2 separate regions of the Homo sapiens genome follow, and region 2 is linked to region 1. The links are chromatin contacts, found by Hi-C or POLR2A ChIA-PET in ENCODE. All regions are on one chromosome and are shown on one strand. Each heading gives the region's core, a stretch centred on a gene start or an enhancer-like site at or near the end of the contact. The rest is flanking DNA. Distances are from core to core; before and after follow the strand shown. Region 1 overlaps RHOA (ras homolog family member A). Region 2 has its middle 16 kb from the start of NICN1.

Region 1 (5,973 bases), core at 250-2,749:
AAGAAAAGAGTCCAAACTACATGCTTGCAAAAAGAACACAGGTCTATGAGGAGGTGTCCAGCAACAGGAGAAAACCTTTTCATATAGCCACAGGCAAGAGTAGATGGCAGTGAATTGAGAAAACGTGGGCACTGAGATATGTGGTGGAAAATGTTCTTTCAAGAAGTCAGCCCGGGGCCAGGCCTGGTGGCTCACGCCTGTAATCCCAGCACTTTGGGAGGCTGAGGAGGATGGATCATTTGAGATCAGGAGTTAGAGACCAGCCTGGCCAACATGGTGAGACCCTGACTCTACTAAAAATACAAAAAATTAGTTGGGCGCGGTGGCTCGCACCTGTAATCCCAGTACTTTGGAAGCCAAGGTGGGCGGATCACGAGGTCAGCAGTTCGAGACCAGCCTGGCCAACATAGTGAAACCTTACCTCTACTAAAAATACAAAAATTAGCCGGACATGATGGCACACGTCTGTAATCCCAGCTACTCGGGAGGCTGAGGCAGGAGAATCGCTTGAACCTGGGAGGTGGAGGTGTCAGTGAGCCAAAATCGTACCACTGCTCTCCAGACTGGGCAACAAGAGCAAAACATCACACACAAAAAAAGTCAGGCCGGGTGCAGTTATCAGCACTCTGGGAGGCTGAGGTGGGAGAACTGCTTAAGCACGAGTTCAACACCAGCCCGGGCAACATAGTGAGACCACATCTTTACTAAAAAAAATTTTTTTAAAGTAGTCAGCCTGGGCTTGGTGGCTCATGCCTATAATCCCAGCACTTTGGGAGGCTGAGGTGGGAGGATCACTTGAGCCCAGGAGTTCAAGACTGGCCTGGTCAACATGGTGAGAGCTTGTCTCTACAAAAAATAAAAATATTACCCAGGCGTGGTAGCATATACCTGTGGTCCCACCTACTCTGCAGGCTGAGGTGGCAGGATCGCTTGGGCCCAGGAGGGCAAAGTGGCAGTGAGTAGTGATCGAGACACTGCACTCCAGCCTGGGTGACAGAGCAAAATCCTGTCTCAAAAAAAAAAAAAAAAAAAGTCAGAAAATAAATGTTACAACATGGATGAACCTTTAAAACATTGCATAAATGAAAGAAGCCAGTCACAAAAGACAATATATGATTCCATTACACGAAATATCCAGAATAGGCAAATCTATAGAGACACAAAGTAGATTAGTGGTTACCTAAGGCTGGGCGTGGTGATAGGGAGATTGAAGATGACAGTTGAAGAACATAGGGTTTCTTTTTGAGGTGATAATAATGTTCTAAAATTGACTGTAGTGATACACGTAAAACTCTGTGAATATACTAAAACCCACCAAACTGTTCATTTCAAATGAATGGTGTGATATATGAATTATATCTCAGTAAAATTGTTACCAAAAGAGTTGGTTTTTGTTTTTTTAAAAAAAATAAGCGTTGAAAGTATGGCAGAGACTGCCTGCTTATCTGCCTCAATAGCTTTCCCCTTCATAGTCACATGGCTGCCAGTTATAAAGACTACATTTCCCAGCATTCACTGCAGCTAGGTGGGGTATTAAGATCTGACCAACAGACTGTATGCAGAAAATGATGATGCAGGAGAGCAGAGAACTGCTAGAGCAACATTACGAGATTAGAGGGGAACGAGATTTCGCTTGCAAGTGGAAGGGCTGACCTTAGATAGAACAATGGACTCCCAAGGGACTGATCCACAGGAATAGAAAAATAAGTAAGAAGCAAGATCATAACAGCTGATAGAGGCAAGGAAAGGGAACAGGAGATTTGAGCCAAAGGACATGGTGCTATATTATCCTAAAAGCAGGAGAATAAACGGACTAAGGAATCTTAGCGGGACTGCTAGGCAGTGCTAAAAGCAGCCACCTTTGAGGTCAAGGGTCCATGAGTTCAAAGAGAGACAAGTCAGTGAATTTTTTCTTTCGCTACATTCAGTCAAAAGCACAGAATAGGTAAAGAGTAGGATTTAGGCTAGGCGTGGTGGCTCACACCTATAGTCCCAGCACTTTGGGAGGCTGAGGTGGGCAGATCACTTGAGGTCAGGAGTTTGAGACCACCCCGGCCAACACGGTGAAACCCCATCTCTACTAAAGTAGCCAAGTGTGGTGGCGCGCTCCTGTGGTCCCATCTACTCAGGAGGCTGAGACACGAGAATTGCTTGAACCCAGAAGGCGGAGGTTGCTGTGAGCCTTGAGATCGCACCACTGCACTCCACCCTGGGTAACAGAGCAAGACTTTGTCAAAAAAAAAAAGTAAGATCTAAACCAGGGCTGAGATTTTGCCAGGTAACATAAAATGAGAGACAGAACAAGAAATGGAGAATACATAAAAGGGGGTAATTACAGTGATAAACTAAAGGTAAGGAGCAGTGAAAGGGTAGGCAGTAGCATCAATAGATGTTAAGCCCCAGTGGGGGCTTAAAGAATTTTGCTGGCAGGGCGCGGTGGCTCACGCCTGTAATCCCAGCACTTTGGGAGGCCAAGGCGGGTGGATCACGAGGTCAGGAGATCGAGACCATCCTGGCTAAAACACCATGAAACCCCGTCTCTACTAAAAGAAAAAAAAAAAGAAATACAAAAAATTAGCTGGTCGTGGTGGCGGGCACCTGTAGTCCTAGCTACTCTGGAGGCTGAGGCAGGAGAACGGCGTGAACCCGGGAGGCAGAGCTTGCAGTGAGCCGAGATTATGCCACTGCACTCCAGCCTGAGCGACACAGCGAGACTCCGTCTCAAAAAAAAAAAAAAAAAAAAAAAAAAAAAAAAGAATTTTGCTGTCTGAGTATTACAGTATTATTACAGGGCTTTAATACTGGTGGCTCACGCCTGTAATCCCAGTTATTTGGGAGACTGAGACAGGAGAATTGCTGCCTCGGGAGGCAGAGGTTGCAGTTAGCTGAGACTGTGCCACTGCACTCCAGCCTGCGTGACAGAGCAAGACTCCGTCTCAAAAAAAAAAAAAAAAAAAAAAAAAAAAAAAAAGGCTGGGCACGGTGGCTCATGCCTGTAATCCCAGCACTCTGGGAGGCCGAGGCAGGCAGATCACGAGGTCAGGAGATCAAGACCACCCTGGCTGACACAGTGAAACCCCGTCTCTACTAAAAACTACAAAAACTTAGCTGGGCGTGGCGGCGGGCACCTGTAGTCCCAGCTACTCGGGAGGCTGAGGCAAGAGAATGACGTGAACCTGGGAGGCGGAGCTTGCAGTGAGCCGAGATCGCACCACTGCACTGCAGCCTGGGCGACAGAGCGAGACTCTGTCTCAAAAAAAAAAAAAGTGTGTTAACAAATGATCTCTGAGACAAGATTATTAAATGAAAAAAGTGATGTGCCAAATATGTCATATGCTATCATACCATAGTGTAATGGCGGGATACATAGATATACAAAACAGGGCTTGACAGAGGTGTACAATATTCACCAATAGACACTGGTATATGTATAGACTGTCTCTAGAATAGTACACAGGAGCTTTTTTTTTTTTTTCCCCCAGAAAGGGTCTTGCTTTGTCACTCAGGCTGCAGTGCTGGAGTGCAGTGGAGTGATCATGACTCACTGCGGCCTAGAACTCCTGGGCTCCCCTCAGCTGCCCCAAGTGCTGGGATTACATGCACTGGTCTACAAGAAACACAACAGGTACCTCTAGGGGCCATATATCCTTTTGCACTGTTTGAATTTACCAAATAAAACTATTATGTTTTCGAACAAGATAAATTTTTAAATGTAGGGACTTTAAAAGATTTATATAGTAGATTACATCAAGGGGGTAAGAAATAAAGCAATACATATGCAAAAATCCATCTTGGAATCTGAACTCAAGAAACTACAGAAACGGCTGGGCACGGTGGCTCACGCCTGTAATCCCAGCACGTTGGGAGGCCGAGGTGGGCGAATCAGGAGTTCGAGACCAGCCTGACCAACAAGGTGAAACCCGTCTCTACTAAAAATACAAAAAAATTAGCTGGGCATGGTGGCACGTGCTTGTAATCCCAGCTACTCGGGAGGCTGAGGCAGGAGAATCGCTTGAACCCGGGAGGCGGAGCTTGCAGTGAGCCGAGACCGCGCCACTGCACTCCAGCCTGGGTGACAGAGCGAGACTCCATCTCAAAAAAAAAAAAAAACAAAAAAAACGAAACTACAGAAGCATACTGCCCCCCTCTCCCCCAACATCTTCCCTAGTCTAACCAAAACTGGCCACCCCCCACCACCTCCTGTTTCTATAAGGAGATAAAACAAGATTATCTGTGTTCAGGCCAAGGGTTGATTCCCACTACTCATAACATTTCCCCTAAACCTCATTTTAAAGGCCAAGAGTTACACCCTCACCACCAGAGGCCTCAGTGGCTTCCTGGCTACTCTAAATTCTTCTTTATCCCTGAACTCCTACAGCACTTCGTCTTTCAGTGCTGTTTCATGCCTATGTGAGCTTGAATCACTGAATACTTTGTTCTGGTACAGAGAAGACTGTATCAGGACTTGGTGCCATGCGTCTGTAATCCTAGCTACTCAGGAGGCTGAGGTAGCTGGATCCCTTGAGCCCAGGAGTTCAAGGCTGCAGTGAGCTATGATCATGCCACTGCACTCCAGCCTGGGTGACAGAGCAAGATTGTAGCCAAAAAGGTGAGGTGGGGGGATGGTATATAAAAGGGTTAATTTCCAGCCGGGCACGGTGGCTCACGCCTGTAATTCCAGCACTTTGGGAGGCCGAGGCGGGCGGATCACGAGGTCAGGAGATCAAGACCATCCTGGCTAACACGGTGAAATCCCGTCTCTACTAAAAATACAAAAAAATTAGCCGGGCATAGTGGCGGGCGCCTGTAGTCCCAGCTATTCGGGAGGCTGAGGCAGGAGAATGGCGTGAACCCGGGAGGCAGAACTTGCAGTGAGCTGAGATTGCACCACTGCACTCCAGCCTGGGCGACAGAGACTCCGTCTCAAAAAAAAAAAAAAAAAAAAGAGTTAATTTCCTACCTTTTAGAAAGGAAACTTTCAAAAGCCCAAATTACTAATATTAGACACTAGGGCCTTCAAATTTACTTCCTCTAAGTTACTACCCTTCTTTTCTGAATTGACCTTAGGAAGTTACTTCTTTCCAAACAAGACCTACAAGTAACAACGCATAGTATGTAAAACTCCTGACCAGGTGTGGTGGCTCACAACTGCAATCCCAGCACTTTGGGAGGCAGGAGGACTGCTTGAAGCCAAGAGGTGGAGACCAGTCTGGGCAATACAGTGAGACCTCATCTCTCAAAAAAATATGAAAACGGACAGGCAAGGTAGCTTATGCCTATAATCCCAGCACTTTGGGAGGCCATGGCGGATGGATCACTTGAGCCCAAGAGTTTGACACCAGCCTGGGCAACATGGCGAAACCTCTGGGAGGCAAAGGTTGCAGTGAGTGGAGATCGGGCCACTGCACTCCAGCCTGGGCGACAAGAATGAAACTCTGTCTCAAAAAAAAAAAAAAAAAATTGGGGAAATGAAGTTGAAAACATAGAGCTGTTTATTTTGTTTACTGACTGCATGGGAAATTCCTGATGAAAGGGCCAAACTACCATCCATCCATCTGTCCATAATGAACTTGAGCCTGGTATAGGTTGAGTACTGCTTATCCAAAATGCTTGGGCCCAGAAGTGTTTCAGATTTCAGAATTTCTTCAGATTTTGGAATATCTGCATTATACTTACTGGTTCAGTATCCCAAATCCAAAAATTGAAAGTCTGAAAGGCACCACTAGGCATTTCCTTTGAATGTCATGCCAGCGCCCATCTTGAAGCATTTCAGATGCTCAACCTGTACTGCCATTATTTGGCCATCCTGATCAAGTGGCTGCCAAGCTCTTAGTTCAAGAGCTTTCCTTTCTGTAGCAGTAAGGGCACTTGGAGATCAAGAGCAGCAGGAATAAGGCACATGGTGGTAAGCAATGAAGAAAACCTTCAATTTACTGCCAAGTGAAAATCACTTCAAACTCAAGTTCTTTGGGG
Region 2 (5,443 bases), core at 824-3,323, 47 kb after region 1:
AACATGATGAAACCCTGTCTCTACTAAAAATAGAAAAATTAGCCGGGCATGGTGGTGGGTGCCTGTAATCCCAGCTACTTGGAAGGCTTAGTCAGGATAATCGCTTGAACCCGGGAGGTGGAGGTTGCAGTGAGCTGAGATCACACCACTGCACTCCAGCCTGGGCAACAGAGTCTCAAAAAAAAAAAAAAAAAAAAAAAAAAAAAAAAATATATATATATATATATATATATATATATGCTGATTAGTAGCAAGTACAGATGGATTATTATTATTATTATTTTTGAAACGGAGTCTCGCTCTGTCACCCAGGCTGGAGTGCAATGGCTCAATCTCGGCTCACTGTAACCTCCACCTCCCAGGTTCAAGCGATTCTCCTGCCTCAGTCATTTGAGTAGCTGGGATTACAGGTGCCCACCACCACACCTGGCTAATTTTTGTATTTTTAGTAGAGATGGGGTTTCAGCTTGTTGGCCAGGCTGGTCTCGAACTCTTGACCTCAGATAATCCGCCCACCTCAGCCTCCCAAAGTGCTGGGATTACAGGTGTAAGACACCACACCCGGCCGAGACAGAGTCTTGCTCTGTCACCAGGCCGGAGTGCAGTGGTGTGATCTTGGCTCACTGCAACCTCCACCTCCTGGGTTAAAGTGATTCTCATGCCTCAGCCTCCTGAGTAGCTGGGATTACAGGCATGCACCACTATACCCAGCTAATTTTTGTATTTTTAGTAAAGATGGGGTTGCACCATGTTGGCCAGGATGGTCTCGATTTCCTGACCTCGTCATCCCGCCCCCTTCGGCCTCCCAAAGTGCAGGGATTACAGGTGTGAGACACAGTGCCCAGCCATTTATTTTTTGTTGTTGTTTTGTTTTGTTTTTGAGACTGAGTCTCACTCTGTTGCCCAGGCTGGAGTGCAGTGGCGCAATGTCTTCTCACTGCAACCTCTGCCTCCCGGGTTTAAGCAATTCTCTACCTTAGCCTCCCGAGTAGCTGGCATTACAGGCGCTTGCCACCACACCTGGCTAATTTTTATATTTTTAGTAGAGATTGGGTTTCACCATCTTGGCCAGGCTGGTCTTGAATTCCTGACCTCGTGGTCCACCCGCCTCAGCCTCCCAAAGTGCTGGGATTACAGGCGTGAGCCACTGAGCCCAGCCTGGTCTTTTTTTTTTTTTTTTTTTAAATGAAGTTTCATTCTTGTTGCCCAGGCTGGAGTGCAATGGCGAGATCTCAGTTCACTGTATCCTCTGCCTCCCAGGTTCAAGCGATTCTCCTGCCTCAGCCCCTGGAATAGCTGGGATTATAGGCATGTGCCACCACGCCCAGCTAATTTTGTATTTTTAGTAGAGATGGGGTTTCTCCATTTTGGTCAGACCGGTCTCGAACTCCCGACCTCAGGTGATCTGCCTGCCTCGGCCTCCCAAAGTGCTGGGATTATAGGCATGAGCCACCATGCTGGCTGTACAGGTGGATTTTTAAAGGAAAGAAGAAGCAATTCCTGAGTTGTTACCAATAACTTATATTAAAATAACATAAGCCATTGATTGCTTATATATTGTTTCTTTTTTCTTTTTTTTAATTGAGACAGGGTGTCACTATGTTCCCCAGGCTGGTCTCCTGGACTCAAGCAATCCTCCAGTCTCAGTCTCCCAAAGTGCTGGGATTACAAGTGTGAGCCACCCTGCCCAGGCCCCATTGCTTCTTTATATCACAAATTCCAGGAGCATGAAGATAATGGGTGAGGCAGTCAAGAACAAAATGACTTTTTTTTTCAAGACAAGCTATTGCTTCTGTCACCTAGGCTGGAGTGTAGTGGTGTAATCATAGCTCACTGCAGCCTCAAACTCCTGGGCTCAAGCACTCCTCTTGGGACTAGCACTAGGACTGCAGGCTCAGGCTACAGCAAGAATATTTTTCTTTACTTTTTTTCGTAAAGACAGGAGCTCACTATGTTGTTCAGGCTGGTCTCAAACTCCTGGCCTCAAGGGATCCTCCTGCCTCTGTCTCCCAAAGCACTGGAATTACAGGCATGAGTCACTGTGCCTGACCCAAAATAACCTTAAGCAACTGCCCCCAGGCATGGGCTTGAGGGAGGGAGCATGACTGAAGTTTCATACCGGAAGTCTCTCTGTGCCTGCACACCACACATAATTCAGACTGCTCTGAGCTATTTTTTCTTACAATTTTTTTCTTTTTTTTCTTTTTTTCTTTGAGACAGAGTCTCGCTCTGTTCCCCAGGCTGGAGTGCAGTGGCATGATCTCGGCTCACTATAACCTCCACCTCCTGGGATCAAGCACTTCTCCTGCCTCAGCCTCCCAAGTAGCTGGGATCACAGGCGCCCACCACCACGCCTGGCTAATTTTTAGTATTTTTAGTAGAGACGGGGTTTCCCCATGTTGTCCAGGCTGGTCTCGAACTCCTGACCTCATGTGATCTGCCCGCCTCAGCCTCTCAAAGTGCTAGGATTTTGAAAGTGCCAGGCGTGAGCCACTGGGCCTGGCCATTTCTTATAATTTCTTTGTGTTCATTTATTTATTTATTGTCTTTTTTTTTTTTTTGGTGGAGAATGGGGTCTCGCTATATTGCCCAGGCAGGTCTGGAACTCCTGGGCTCAAGCTATTCTCCTGCCTCTGCCTACCTAAGAGCTGGGGTTACAGGTGTGAGCCACCACGCCCGGCCATTCATTCATTCATTCATTCTTTCTTTGAGACAAGGTCTGGCTCTGTTGCCCAGGCTGGAGTGCAGTGGCCTATCTCAGCCATCCTCCCACTTCAGCCTCCTGAATAGCTGGGACTACAAGCATAGGCCACCCTACCCAGCTAGTTTTTGTATTTTTTGTAGAGACTGGGTTTCATGGTGTTGCCAAGGCTGGTCTCGAAACCCTGAGCTCAAGCAATCTGCCCACCTCAACTTCCCAAAGTGTCCTTATATTTAAAGTAAGACTCTTGGGGGCAGCATATAGCTGGATCTTGTCTCTTTTAATCCATCTTCCAATCTTGTCAAAAACAAAATCACAACAAATTTAGTTTAAGGATCGCTTTTTTTTTTTTTTTGAGATGGAATTTTGCTCTTGTTGCCCAGATTGGAGTGGAATGGCGCAGTCTCAGGTCACTGCAACCTCTACCTCCCAGGTTCAAATGATTCTCCTGCCACAGCCTCCTGAGTAGCTGGGATTACAGGCACCCGCCACCACACCTGGCTAATTTTTGTATTTTTAGTAGAATCAGGGTTTCACCATGTTGGCCAGGCTGGTCTTGAACTCCTGACTTCAGGTGACCCACCTGTCTTGGACTCCCAAAGTGTTGGGATTACAGGCGTGAGCCACTGTGCCCAGCAAGGATCTCCTTTTTTTTCCTTTTTTCTTTTCTTTCTTTTTTTTTTTTTTTTCTGAGATAGAATCTCTGTCGCTCAGGCTGGAATGCAGTGGAGTGGCTCACTGAAGCCTTGAACTCCTGGGCTCAGGTGACTCTCCCATCTCAGCTTTCTGAGTAGCTGAGACTACAGGTGCACGCCACAGTGCCCAGCTAGTTTAAGGATCTTAACTGGCTTTTATCTATGATTCCACAATCAGGCAACACTTCATTCTATAAAATAGAATGAGGCTGGGCGTGGTGGCTCACGCCTGTAATCCCAACACTTTGGGAGGCTGAGGCAGGTGGATCTCTTGAGGCCAGGGGTTCAAGACCAGCCTGGCCAACATGGTGAAACCCCGTCTCTACTAAAAAATGCAAAAATTAGCCAGGTGTGGTGGCACATGCCTGTAATCCTAGCTACTCCAGAGGCTGAGGCACAAGAATCTCTTAAACCCGGAAGGTGGAGGTTGCAATAAGCTGAGATTGCGCCACTGCACTCCAGCTTGGGCAACAGAGTGAGGCTCTGTTTCAAAAAAATAAAATAAAATAAAATACAGTGAGTGTTCTGATGAACTGAGCAGAGCAGTTTGGCTGCGTAGGCAGAAAAGGGTTGAGGAAAGCAGAAACAGTGAACAAAAGGGGATTGGTTCTTTCAAAAGTATGTTCTTTGTAGAGGTTAAAGCAGAGGGAATTTCTCTATCATGTTGTCTAAAATTGACTTGTTTGGAGATTTGGCTATTATCTCTCTCTCTCCTGATTTCTTTTCTTTTTCTTTCTTTCTTTTTTTTTTTTGAGATGGAGTTTTGCTCTTGTTGCCCAGGCTGGAGTGCAATGGCATGATCTTCACTCACTGCAACCTCTGCCTCCTGGGTTCAAGCAATTCTCCTGCCTCAGCCTCCCAAGTAGCTGGGATTACAGGTATGCGCCACCACGCCGGGCTGATTTTGTATTTTTAGTAGAGATGGAGTTTCTTCATGTTGGTCAGGCTGGTCTTGAACTTCTGACCTCTAGTGATCCGCCTGCCTCGCCCTCACAAAGTCCTGGGATTACAGGCATGAGCCACTGCACTCGGCCTCTCTCTCCTAATTTCTTGGAAGATTAGATAAATAATTTAGTTGCAGCTTCGTGGAATGGCACTTCAGCACAAGTAACTCAATTTTGGTTTGGTCTTTTGGGCCTAGTACAGGAGTTCTACCCAAACCAATGGCCTGCTATAAATATGATTTAATACTCAGGTGACCCACCCGGCCTATTGTTTATAGGCAAATAGTAGCCGGGTGCTGTGGCTCACACCTGTAATCCCAAAACTTTGGGAGGCCAGGGCAGGCGGGTCACCAGAGGTCAGGAGTTAGAGAACAGCCTGGGCAACATGGCAAAACCCCATCTCCACAAACATTGCAAAAAAAAAGAAAAATTAGCTGGGTGTGGTTGCACACACCTGTAGTCCCAGCTACTCAGGGGGTTGAGGCAGGAGGATCACTTGAGCCCAGAAGGTCAAGGCTGTAGTGACATATGATCTCAGCATTGCAGTCCAGCCTGGGTGACAGAGTGAGACCCTGTCTCAATAAAAAGAAAACAAACAAAAAGAAATAGTTTAAAGTTTTCTCAGTTTTAATTTCTAATATCATAAACATAGATAGATATAACTCATAGTTAAAGTCTCCCTTAGGCTGGGCGAGGTGACTCACAACTGTAATCCAAGCACTTTGGGAGGCCCAATCAGGAGGATCACTTGCACCCAGAAGTTTAAGACCAGCCTTGGCAACAGAGGGAAACCTCATCTCTACCAAAAAAAAAAAAAAAAAAAAAAAAATTGGTGGGCATGGTGGTACACGCCTGTAGTCCCAGCTACTCGGGAGACCGAGGCACAAGAGGATTGCTTGAGCTGGAGAGTTTTAGCCTGCAGTGAGCCATGATTATATTACTGCACTCTAGCCTGGGCAACAGAGCAAGACCCTATCTCAAAATAACTAAATAAATAAAAAGTCTCGGCTGGGCAAGGTGGCCCATGCCTGTAATCCCAGCACTTTGGAAGGCCAAGGCAGGTGGATCACTTGAGGCCGGGAGTTCAAGACCAGACTGGCCAA

Evidence for each region. A loop is a pair of places that touch in the nucleus more often than their neighbours do. ChIA-PET counts read pairs that join two places held with the same protein, here RNA polymerase II (POLR2A). Pooled maps may share reads with other maps.
Region 2: a loop to region 1 is called in a map of naive thymus-derived CD4-positive, alpha-beta T cell, with 1.9 times the contacts of the local background. The contact joins two enhancer-like sites. A Hi-C loop is called at or near these places in 3 of 168 maps with a recorded cell type or tissue (MCF 10A, naive thymus-derived CD4-positive, alpha-beta T cell and natural killer cell) and 2 of 50 pooled maps. POLR2A ChIA-PET finds 5 or more read pairs at or near these places in 21 of 52 experiments (B cell, BJ, CD4-positive, alpha-beta memory T cell and 17 more).

Annotation. Positions count from the first base shown.
Region 1 is chr3:49,396,117-49,402,089 of GRCh38, forward strand. All of the region lies in intron 1 of RHOA (ras homolog family member A), which reads right to left. Among named protein-coding and RNA genes, the nearest start is that of RHOA, 13 kb to the right of the region's middle. Within about 2 kb of position 1,500, at least 2 of the 41 ENCODE cell types and tissues checked have a DNase peak (open chromatin) inside an H3K27ac peak, as active enhancers do; they include B cell, where a contact is called at or near this core.
Region 2 is chr3:49,442,123-49,447,565 of GRCh38, forward strand. No RefSeq gene overlaps it. Among named protein-coding and RNA genes, the nearest start is that of NICN1, 16 kb to the left of the region's middle. RefSeq lists an enhancer at 2,026-2,375. Within about 2 kb of position 2,074, at least 19 of the 41 ENCODE cell types and tissues checked have a DNase peak (open chromatin) inside an H3K27ac peak, as active enhancers do; they include B cell, where a contact is called at or near this core.